2 separate regions of the Homo sapiens genome follow, and region 2 is linked to region 1. The links are chromatin loops, found by intact Hi-C in ENCODE. Cell type or tissue: heart right ventricle. All regions are shown on one strand. Region 1 overlaps IQCJ-SCHIP1 (IQCJ-SCHIP1 readthrough). Region 2 overlaps IQCJ-SCHIP1 (IQCJ-SCHIP1 readthrough).

Evidence for each region. Peaks named below come from ENCODE experiments on the same cell type or tissue, not always from the same donor. Only the 100,000 strongest peaks of a DNase experiment are listed, where the experiment ranks them.
Region 2: a loop joins it to region 1, with 4 times the contacts of the local background. A loop is called at or near these places in 2 of 110 quality-filtered maps.

What each region holds. Positions count from the first base shown.
Region 1 is chr3:159,730,090-159,735,089 of GRCh38, forward strand. All of the region lies in intron 4 of IQCJ-SCHIP1 (IQCJ-SCHIP1 readthrough), which reads left to right. The region is part of intron 1 of SCHIP1 (schwannomin interacting protein 1); the gene reads left to right. Among named protein-coding and RNA genes, the nearest start is that of IQCJ-SCHIP1-AS1, 36 kb to the right of the region's middle. In heart right ventricle, a CTCF peak has its summit at 2,313; no DNase peak of the experiment used is centred here; H3K4me3 peaks cover 1,116 bases; H3K27ac peaks cover 1,302 bases.
Region 2 is chr3:159,672,508-159,677,507 of GRCh38, forward strand. All of the region lies in intron 4 of IQCJ-SCHIP1 (IQCJ-SCHIP1 readthrough), which reads left to right. The region is part of intron 1 of SCHIP1 (schwannomin interacting protein 1); the gene reads left to right. Among named protein-coding and RNA genes, the nearest start is that of IQCJ-SCHIP1-AS1, 94 kb to the right of the region's middle. In heart right ventricle, no CTCF peak of the experiment used is centred here; no DNase peak of the experiment used is centred here.

The sequences.
Region 1 (5,000 bases):
TTTCCTTATTTGTACATAGTTTTCATAATTGTTATCTTTAATGGCTATATGAAGTGGAGTCCTTTCTGTTTCATAAATCTGTCTGTCCCTAGTGCCTATTATAATGTTCAGGAAGTCCTAATGAGAGCAAAGAATGATGCTAAGACTGTAAATGCTGGTGCCAAAATACCTCAATCCAAATGGGAATTTTTTAACCTCTGCGCCTTAGTCTTCTGGCCTATAAAATGGGGATGATGACCATTTTTACCTCATAGGTTTGACATGAGAATTGAGACAGATTAAGTGAGATTACAGATTAAGTGGGTTAATCTGCATAAAGCTTTTAGAGCAGTGCCTGGTACATGATGAGCAATCAATCAGCATGAGCTATTATTATTACTGTATGAAATAACCTTAGAAACTTTAAGTCATTTCTTGTTATGGCTGTTATAGATAGTAATGCAATGAGTAGCTCTATTAATATAATGTTTTGCCTCTTTTTAATTATTTCATTAGATTAAATTCCTAGAAATTAGATTGCTGGATCAAAGAGTAATCACAATAATTACCTTTTAAAGATATTCCTTTGACCTCTTCCCTTAAAGAAAATTTAATGATATGAAAATTACTAGTTGATATAAAAGAGAGAGTAAAGCAAATAAATCATGTATTTATTTGACCACAGCAAAAGGGAGAGGAGCTCCCCTTTCCCTCTCTTTCCCAGTGAGGCTGGGATGGGTTAGCCATTTACTAAACAATTATTTAGTAAACACCTATTTTATTCATAAAACTATCTAGACATCATACAAAAACCCAGGGTTCCATTCAGTTGATTAAATCCAACAAAGATTTCCCACTCTACTACATGCTTGTTCCATGCTGGGAGTTAATCAGAGTAGGAGGAATATGGAGTGGCCTTTGTCCTTAAAACTCAAAATTTATGCAAGAAAGTAAGATGTGAAGATAGTATGAGACTCTATAATCAAGCGCCAAATTCCGTTTTTAAAAGATCCCAAATCTGTGATTCAGACACTGGATATTAGGCATAGTAAGCTAAGCAAAAAAGAGTAGGTGCTGGCTGGAGCCACCTGGCAGACGTCAAAGCATTTTCAAAGACAATATCCAGTTAGCAGCAAAGAAAGAAGTATGTTACCACAAAAGTGATGACCAAATTAGGCTCTACTCTCTTCTTAGAATCTAACATTTTATAATTACTTTTAATCCACCCCCAAATCAACAGGACAGCTTTGCATTTGAATATTATCAGTAGAAAATCTTTGCTCTTGCTAAAGCACATCCTCGTCCCTGCCAGCTGGAAGGTAAAAGGAACCCTCAAGCTTCAGCTGTGGGCTTTAGCCAAGGGAGTCCAAGAGGTGTGCTCAGGAGTAGACGAGGCCGGTAGAGGGCCTCCACTGAGGACTGTGCGTGTTTATCTGTTTCGGAAGGGCTCTCTATCTGCTGAAAGAGCAAAATCATCTCCACTTCACTGTTTTCAGGATGCAGCGCAAATGTGTCTTACAACAATCCAAATCTCACACCACAAGCTTTACCACTCTTCAGTCTTCTCTCTTTTGTCTTGGAGTCAGGAGGAAGGGGGCAAACTGCCCTCCTCTTTGAGGCGAGCAAGATCCTCTGTCTCAAGGAAGCCAAACCTGAAATAGAAGCAGAAGCCCTTTCATATAATTGAGGAAGACTTCACAGTTGCCAGAAACCATTTTTGTAAGAGAATAAGTCCCACATAAAGGGTTTTCTGGCCTTTAAAATTAGCCCACCAAATATCTTTCTTGTGCCTTATCCAGGAATTTTTTTTTTTTCTGCTGCCGAGGCTGGAGTGCAATGGCACAATCTTGGCTCATTGCAACCTCTGCCTCTAGGTTCAAGCATTCTCCTGTCTCAGCCTCCTGAGTAGCTGGGAGGCCGCCAACACACCTGGCTAATTTTTGTATTTTTAGTAGAGACTGGGTACTGGGTTTCACCATGTTGGCCAGGCTGGTCCCGAACTCCTGAACTCAGGTGATCCACCTGCCTTGGCCTCCCAAAGTGCTGGAATTACAGGCGTGAGCCACCACGCCTGGCCCCTTATTTAGGAATTATTAAATTGCCTACTATGTGCAGAAACTTGTGAATTGTCAGGCTCCAAATTTCCTCAAAAGGCTGAAGCCTGGCAGGCAATGTCAAGAGGAGCTGCTTCTTGCCCAAACAGGTTCCAAAGCAGTCAAGTGAAATTGTCTTCCTTATATGGTGAAAAGTGCCCTGTCCCTTTAAGGCCAAGAGATTTGGCTGCAGACAGTCCCTGGGAAGTTTGCGGGCAGCCCCATCCTGTGTCTGATCCTTGCTGCTGTGCAGGTGAGTTCCCAAACCTTCTCTCCGCAATTTGCCCTCTATAATCGTTCTCATGGCGGGTTAGAAAGACTGGTATGAAAGGGCTAGAGAATTTCAGGGTCAGCAGAGATGGTGCTGTTTGGAGAAGTTTGAGTTGAAGGAAAAAACAAGGTTACAAGGGAAATGTGCAGTAATGCAGCCAGTGAGGATGCATCTAACTTCCTGTGGGGAGAAGGCAGCAAGGTTACAGAAGGCCCTGAGGCATTTCCAGGGCAGGGCAGGGCAGGGGAAACAAATTCAGCTGGGGAAGAGGGACAAATTATAGATAAGACCGTGGAGGGATAAGTTTAGACTCTTGAGCTATATAACCTGGTGAACCGCAAGTTAAAACCAAACATAGCTGGTAGGAAATACTGCTTCTGCAAGTGCTGAAGGCTTTCCAGGAGCTGGAGCTACAGGACCAGACTGCAGAGGAGAAAGTACATGAATGTTTGGAATGTCTATAGGCCTGGAAGGCTGCAGCCTTAACCCTTTTTGCAGCCTGGCTTGTTAGCCATTAGGGTTTGGCTGCCACAGAGCAGGAGGTGGGGGTGCATGTGTGAAGCACTGCAGTAGGAGACTAAATAAATAAACAAGACTATGATTGTGGAAATGCATCTCTGGCATCCTCATAGTACCACATGCAGAGAAGAGAGATTTTCTAAGCTCAGATTTTCTGTGTCATCCACAGAAACATCTCAGATTTTCTGTGTCATCTTTCTTCCAGCAAAGGGCTGGAAGAAATCTCATTTAAGCTAATTACTGCTCCGTCATTTACTAACTCAGCTTCTTGAATTTTTTTCCTCCATGGTCTGGAGCCTGGTACAATATTAATTTGAAATTAACTAATAAAACTTTTTAATAGCTAAAGATTTCCTAGCAGAAATGTGTTTCTCTCTAAGATTGAGATGTATATACAGCTGGGGTTGGGATTTTACTGAGAGCTTGAAAAGAGATGGGTGTAGTATAGAAGGAGAAACACTTGATGGTCATTTTACGTAATATCCAAAGCCGTTTAACTGAGCCTACAGCCAAAAAAGGAGTCCACCCAGGAATTTAAAAAAAGAGATGCTAAATTACAGGGCTTGGGGTCCTCTTTCCTCCTAGTTGAGTCAAGGTCCATTCATCATTCAGAGGCAGTGGTTTCTCTACAGTTGTGTGGGGGAGTGAACAAGAAGGCTGGATTAAAATTCCTTACATACTCCATGCCTTTTAAAAATATTCATTCATCTGAGTAGTCACTGAAGAATTCTTCTTATTATTAACTAACAAGTGCTCTATCCACTTGTTAGTGCTTTCTAAAGACAGAATGTTCATGAAAAAAGATTTTGTTTTATCACGAGGGATTTGTTAGTATAAGGGTTCCTCTCTTCTCCTCCGACTTCTGATGGATGGGCAAAGTGGTGATTATTGGTTACTGAAAAGAAAGATCTGTTCTTGACTCTAAAATCACAAAGGGCTTTACTTTGGACCTTTCTCATTCAGAAACATTGGTGTCCCAAGCAAAAAGTTAACTTATGCATTCACAATGTGGAAGACAGCAGAGTGCATGGGTATAGTTTTGCTTCATTTTGTACCAAGCAAATCCAGAAAGCAGTGTCAAATACATTGCTTTCAAATATAGATGCACAAAGAAAAACAAAATTCTATCCTTAAAGCTGAAAAATCTCTAAAAGTACCATATTGTTATTATTATTATTGTTTACTTTTTTTTTTTTTTTTTTTTTTTGTGAGAGGGAGTCTTGCTCTGTCGCCCAGACTGGAGTGCAATGGCGCAATCTCGGCTCACTTCAACCTCCGCCTCCCAGGTTCAAGCGATTCTCCTGCCTCAGCCTGCTGAGTAGCTGGGATGACAGACACGTGCCACCATGCCCAGCTAATTTTTGTATTTTTAGTAGAGACGGGGTTTTACCATGTGGTCAGGCTGGTCTCGAACTCCTGTCCTCATGATCCGCCCACCTCGGCCTCCCAAAGTGCTGGGATTACAGGTATGAGCCACAGTGCCCAGCCCATACTGTTATCTTTTATAAGATAAGTCAAGGTATTTCCAACGAAAAAAAAGATGTGTCTTCCCAAACATTTCACTCAATGACTCTCCCCGCCCTCAGTCACATATGGATCTTACAACTTCACACAAGCCACTTACTTTATCTGTGCCTCAGTTTCCAGCCTAGAATTGAGCAGATCTGAGTTAAATTTCTAGTTTCTTCATTTATTTCCATAACCATAGGCAAATTACTCAGCCAGTCTAAACTTTAGCTTTCTTATTTGTAAAAAGAATGAATGTTAATTAGGATCAGAAGACCCCAGAACTCGGCATAGGCTCCATAAATGCTATTTCTCATTTCTTTTCTTGTCTTTTTTTTTTTTTTTTTTTTTTCTATTGCCTGGGAAATTACACTGTTCCTTGGCAAAGGAAATAAGTTTTGAAAACGGAAACCAGCTGTGTAGCTCAGCTTTAGGACTACAGTTACTTCATCCCCTGTGCCCATTCCCTTCACAGAAGGATGCCCAACTCACTGGGAAACCCATTCCTAATCATCAACCAGTCTCACTGTTTGAAAGCTCTTCCTAAAGCAAACCCACTTCCACTTATTTTGTGTTCAGAGACGTGAAGAATTGTTGATTGTTTTCTTTTAATATAAAATTACTCCATAGTC
Region 2 (5,000 bases), 58 kb before region 1:
GTAATGATTCTTAACTGGAGCAATTTTGCGCCCCTACCCAGGACATTTGGCAATGTCTTGAGATATTTTTGGTTGTCATACTTGATGGGTATTCTACTAGCATAGACAGAAGCCAGGGATTCTAAACATCCTACAATGCACAGGACAGCCCCTCACCTCACAAAAACAACAACCATTTAATCCCAAGTGTCATTACTGCCAAGGTTGAGAATTTTTGCTCTATGAGAGACCTTGCTGGAATATTTAATCTTACTGGTCCTCAGTCTCCTCATCTCTAGAAAGGAGAAGAAATAGCATCCTACTTGTAAGCTTGTCTTAAATAAAATATAAGTAAAGGTAAATGAAAAGTGCACTGTGGAGTCTCTGGCACAGAAAACCCTGATGGTTACACTAGTAGTAATAGAAGTGGTGGTGGCGAGTACTGCAGTTTCTAATACAACATGCCCCTCCCTATTCACACCACAGGAATGAGAGAGTCTCTGAACCATATAAGCTCTTTTTGTTATCCAAATAAGAAAAAAAGTAACCGAAACCTGTTTACTTCTTTTGTTTCTTGTATTGGCCTTTTAGAGGTTTCTAAAAAGGCTCCTCAATGTTTCCCGCCTCCTCCAATACACAAAAATCCCAGTTGTCCAGTGACACAGCCTTGAAACAATGTTTCTGTTCTGTTAGTTATTTGGTTATCATTGACACTGGGTCTCTGCCTTAATTAAGCTAATACCTTCACAGAAAAAACATGCAACAGTAAGGTACAAAGTCTCAGCTGTGCAGAGCCTGGTGAGCAGTCTGCATGGCCCTGCTCTGGAGTTACTTCTCCAGCACTTCAAAGAAAATGCACTGATCCTGTATCCTGCTTAGCTATAGCCATGTATGTCTGTGACTTCTTGATACTGCTATAGACTATTTCTTCAGTATGCAGATACCATTGCTTTGGAATGTGTTGATTAAATTGATCAAAAAGGCATAGCTGAGGCTGATTTGGCAATCTCTCACCTGATTCCATATCTCTTGTCAGTAATGTTAGACAACAGGTTCCTGGAGGAAAGAACTTTGGAAAGTTCTCATGTGAGCAGCTATATAGGCCCAGTTTGGAGTTTTCCTCTGGGATGCAAATGAGTTACCGCAAATCCTTCTAGGTCCCCTGAAAGGAGGTCCCCATTTATCTCTAGAAATGCGTAAGCCAGCTTGCCCTTTGTCAGAGGGGAGAGCTGAGGGAGAAAGTTACTTGCTATCTAATATGTTGTTTCCCACCAGGAAATGACTTAATATTAAAAACAACAACAACAACAACAAAAAACATGTGCAGCCTCATTTAACATTCATTCAATGACAGTAGGTTTACCAAATGCCAACCATGTTTGGGACACTGTGCTAGGCCCAGGATACAAAAATGAACAAGCCAGTCGCTGCCATCAGGATGTTCCCAGTATGCTGCTCTCTCCTCCTGCAGTTCCTTCTACCCTGGTACCCCCTGTTATGAAAGTGTTTACCCAATGCTTTCCATGGAGCTTATCTAACCTACCTGAAACCGTCTCTTTACATATTTTTATCACACTACTTCCTTTGTTCTTCAAAGTTATTTCCAAATATAACTCATCTGCAAAACCTGCACCAGGTAATGGGCACGCTCCATTTATCCCACAAACTTTCACTCTCTTCATCAATCCCTTGCCATCTCCTTCATATATTTATAAAATGTAACTTACAAATTCTTTTAAAATTGGGCCTATTTGTGACATTAATTAAGCACAAGTCATAATCATTGATCCCCAACAAACTGTGGCTAGAAGGGTCAGGGAGAGGGGCACCAAGCTAAGTCCCCAGCACTGGTTGAAGAGGGCCTGGAGAGGACTGGCCCAGTTACAGAAAGTGCCCCTGAGAGGGCATCTGGACAGCCCATGCAGAGTGCCCAGGGGCCTAACTTCCAGTGTCTGCTGCTAGCATATCCAGCAGGTGAACTAGATACAACAACTGGAAGTCCCGGCAGTCTTTGAAAGATCAAGGTTAGACATGTGGCAGCGGTCTTTGGAGGAAACCTGTCCATGCATAGCAGGATTTTGATCCACTGTTCTTACATATAGGGTCAGGATTAAAAAAAAAAAAAAAAAAAAAAAAAGCTGGGAAAAGCTAGCCCTAGAAAAATACATTTGAATTAAAAGTAGGATAAGAAGGGAGGCAAGGTGTATATAAGCAAGGCCACTGCTCCCTAAGTGAGAACCTAGAAAAAAATGCAATCCCAAAGGCTAGGCCAGTTCCAATTAGGATATGACTCAGTCGTACCTGGACCCACTGGGCACACCTCTTGAATATATGGGCACATGTCTCCTTGGAAACCATAACTCATGAAATAGAAGCAGGGATCAGGGAGAGATGGTGAAGAGCCCTACAATGGCAGCAGTATCTACGGAGTTTAAGGTTGGGAGCAACTTTGTGCCAACCCCAGCACCAGGGACAAGGCTGCCATTGATGTACACCCTACATTGGACCAGGAAGGCTCAGAAAGGAGCCCAGGCCACAGACTGGTTTGTGCTCTCGGTTTTCTGTGCTTCAGAGTCAAGCTTCAGGGCTTGACAAAGACAGAAGTAGAGGTGGAGAAAACAGCAGACAGGTAGCTGGTTTGTATGGCTTTAGACATTCAGAGGCAGAAATGTTGAACTTGTTGGTTTGACATGCCAGTGAATCTCCTGTACAAGTCTGAAAGGCCTTTTAGTTTATAGGCACAACTTCTCCATGCTTTGGAAAATCCCATGTTTGCTATGGCTGATAATGCTAGTGAAGAGGAAAATGCATATATTAAATTACACAGTCCCTGCAAATTAAGAAAAAATATAGCTACAGATGTATTCTAATGCTTCTCTGAAACACACGTATAGATGAGTCGTGAAGGTTGACACCATCCCCAACTATGTATGATGAGTAAATTAACTTAATTGAATGTCAAATCATGGTCTTTGTTTTTCACACTCTAAAAATAGTCACCTTAGTAGAAAGAACACAATGTGCATCACTATGAAATCTTTGGAGATGGTTCCACGAAAAGGCCAGGAAACTGCCTTCCAGGCCCGCATGAGCTTGGTCTGCACAAAGTGTTTAGAGAGAATTATGTGTTTAAGAAGCTCTGGTGAGTGTAGTTCAGGAATGCTGACAGCCCTAAGCATCTTCACTTATTAGGCCAGTTTTACTTTCATAAAAATCCTCCCTGGCATACCTGAAAGTAAAAATCCCTCCTACTTGGAAATTGAAATCTATGCAAAGAAAAGTGCTGTCTCCCCATCTTTGTCCATGACAGAAAACTTGGAGTCATGTTTGGGCTCAGAAGTGTGTGTTAATATTTATATATGAGGCCAGGCGTGGTGGCTCATGCCTGTAATCCCAGCACTTTGGGAGGCTGAGGGGGGCGGATCACCTGAGGTCGGGAGTTCAAGATTAGCCTGACCAACATGGAGAAACTCCGTCTCTATTAAAAATACAAAATTAGCCAGGCGTGGTGGCAGGTGTCTGTAATCCCAGCTACTCAGGAGGCTGAAGCAGGAGAATTGCTTGAACCTGGAAGGAAGAGGTTGCAGTGAGCTGAGATTGCACCCCTGCACTCCAGCCTGAGCGACGGTGCAAGACTCCATCTCAAAAAAAAATTTTACATATGAAATCTATGGACTTCTTCAGATATGGGAGGGGTACTGGGCTCCAGAAGGGTTTATACTTTACAGTTCTTTTCAAAAATATTCTTCCTAAGGAAACAGATGGTAGGTAGCTTCCTTTATCTACATCAAAGTTCAAGAGCAGTCAATTACTCAGATTATGCTGAAGATAAACAGTGGTATTCTGTTCAGTTCTTGAAATAATCTTCCATTTAAATCATAGCTAATTACTATTTGGCTAATTAAATTCATTGAGTACTTCAAAAATGTCTATTTCACTGTCAGAATAAATGCTTTAGGGATTCCCTGTTGTGAGGAGCTTTCTTTTTATTACATAGAATACTGAGTTGGCCTGAATCTGTGACAAAGAAGTTTTTTTCAAGACCCCTTAAACAACACAAAGAATATTTGAAACTTCAAGTCTTCTACATTCTTTCAGCACATGGAGTTTCCGGGGTAAACAGACCTTGAGCAGTCTCTCTAGCTGTGGACTAACCCTCAAAACCCACATGTCTGGAGGATAGGAGAGGAGAAGTGGGACAGACTGCTGCCCCTGCCAGCTGGAGTAGTCTACGACTGAGCAGCTCTTCCCAAGAGGGCTGCCACCTGGGCTGTATGCTCCAAGCTCCGTGGTCATCCAACCACCATCATCATCCAACCACCCAACCTCCCTGCAACCCAAAGGAAGTCTTCCTACTCAGAATTTTATAGAGACAATAATAGTTCCTTGAAAAGAAATAAATCCACATTATGGAGTGAAATATATTTAGTAAACAATTATTACGTCTACAGCAACACATTACACACAGTAGAGGCAGAACTACTGTGGGGTTATGCCTACTAACAACACTGCCCTTAGACCCCTGCAAGTAAAGGTCACGTGTTTTACAGAACCATCTCTGGCCATCCTAAAGCCACATTCTCAGACACATCTTCCATCCCCCATAGCAAAGAGTTCAAGGGGCCAAAAGGTCTTGCCCACCTGGAACCCAAGCCTTCCCTTCTAGGCAATGATCCAGGTACCCAATACCCTAGAATTCCCTATTCATTTGAGGGAATTTGATTGCAAGCCTACAACCCTGACCTATACAGCCTTCTACCTCACATCCTGTCTTCCAAGGACAGACTGTGCCACTAGTATGCACACTCAGAGGCCCAAGGAGTGGCCAGTGGAGGGGGGCTGTTGATGTTGAGTATGAATGGAACTTGGACATGTAGTAAGGGGTTGGAGGTGTTCACATACATGCAGACAACGCCCCATGGTTCAGGGATAGGAAGAGAAGGGAGTTGGACTGCAGGCTGAGAATCAGGAAGCCAGCTGTTCTTGCACAGCCATGTTCTGGTGTGGACCCTGAAAGTCTG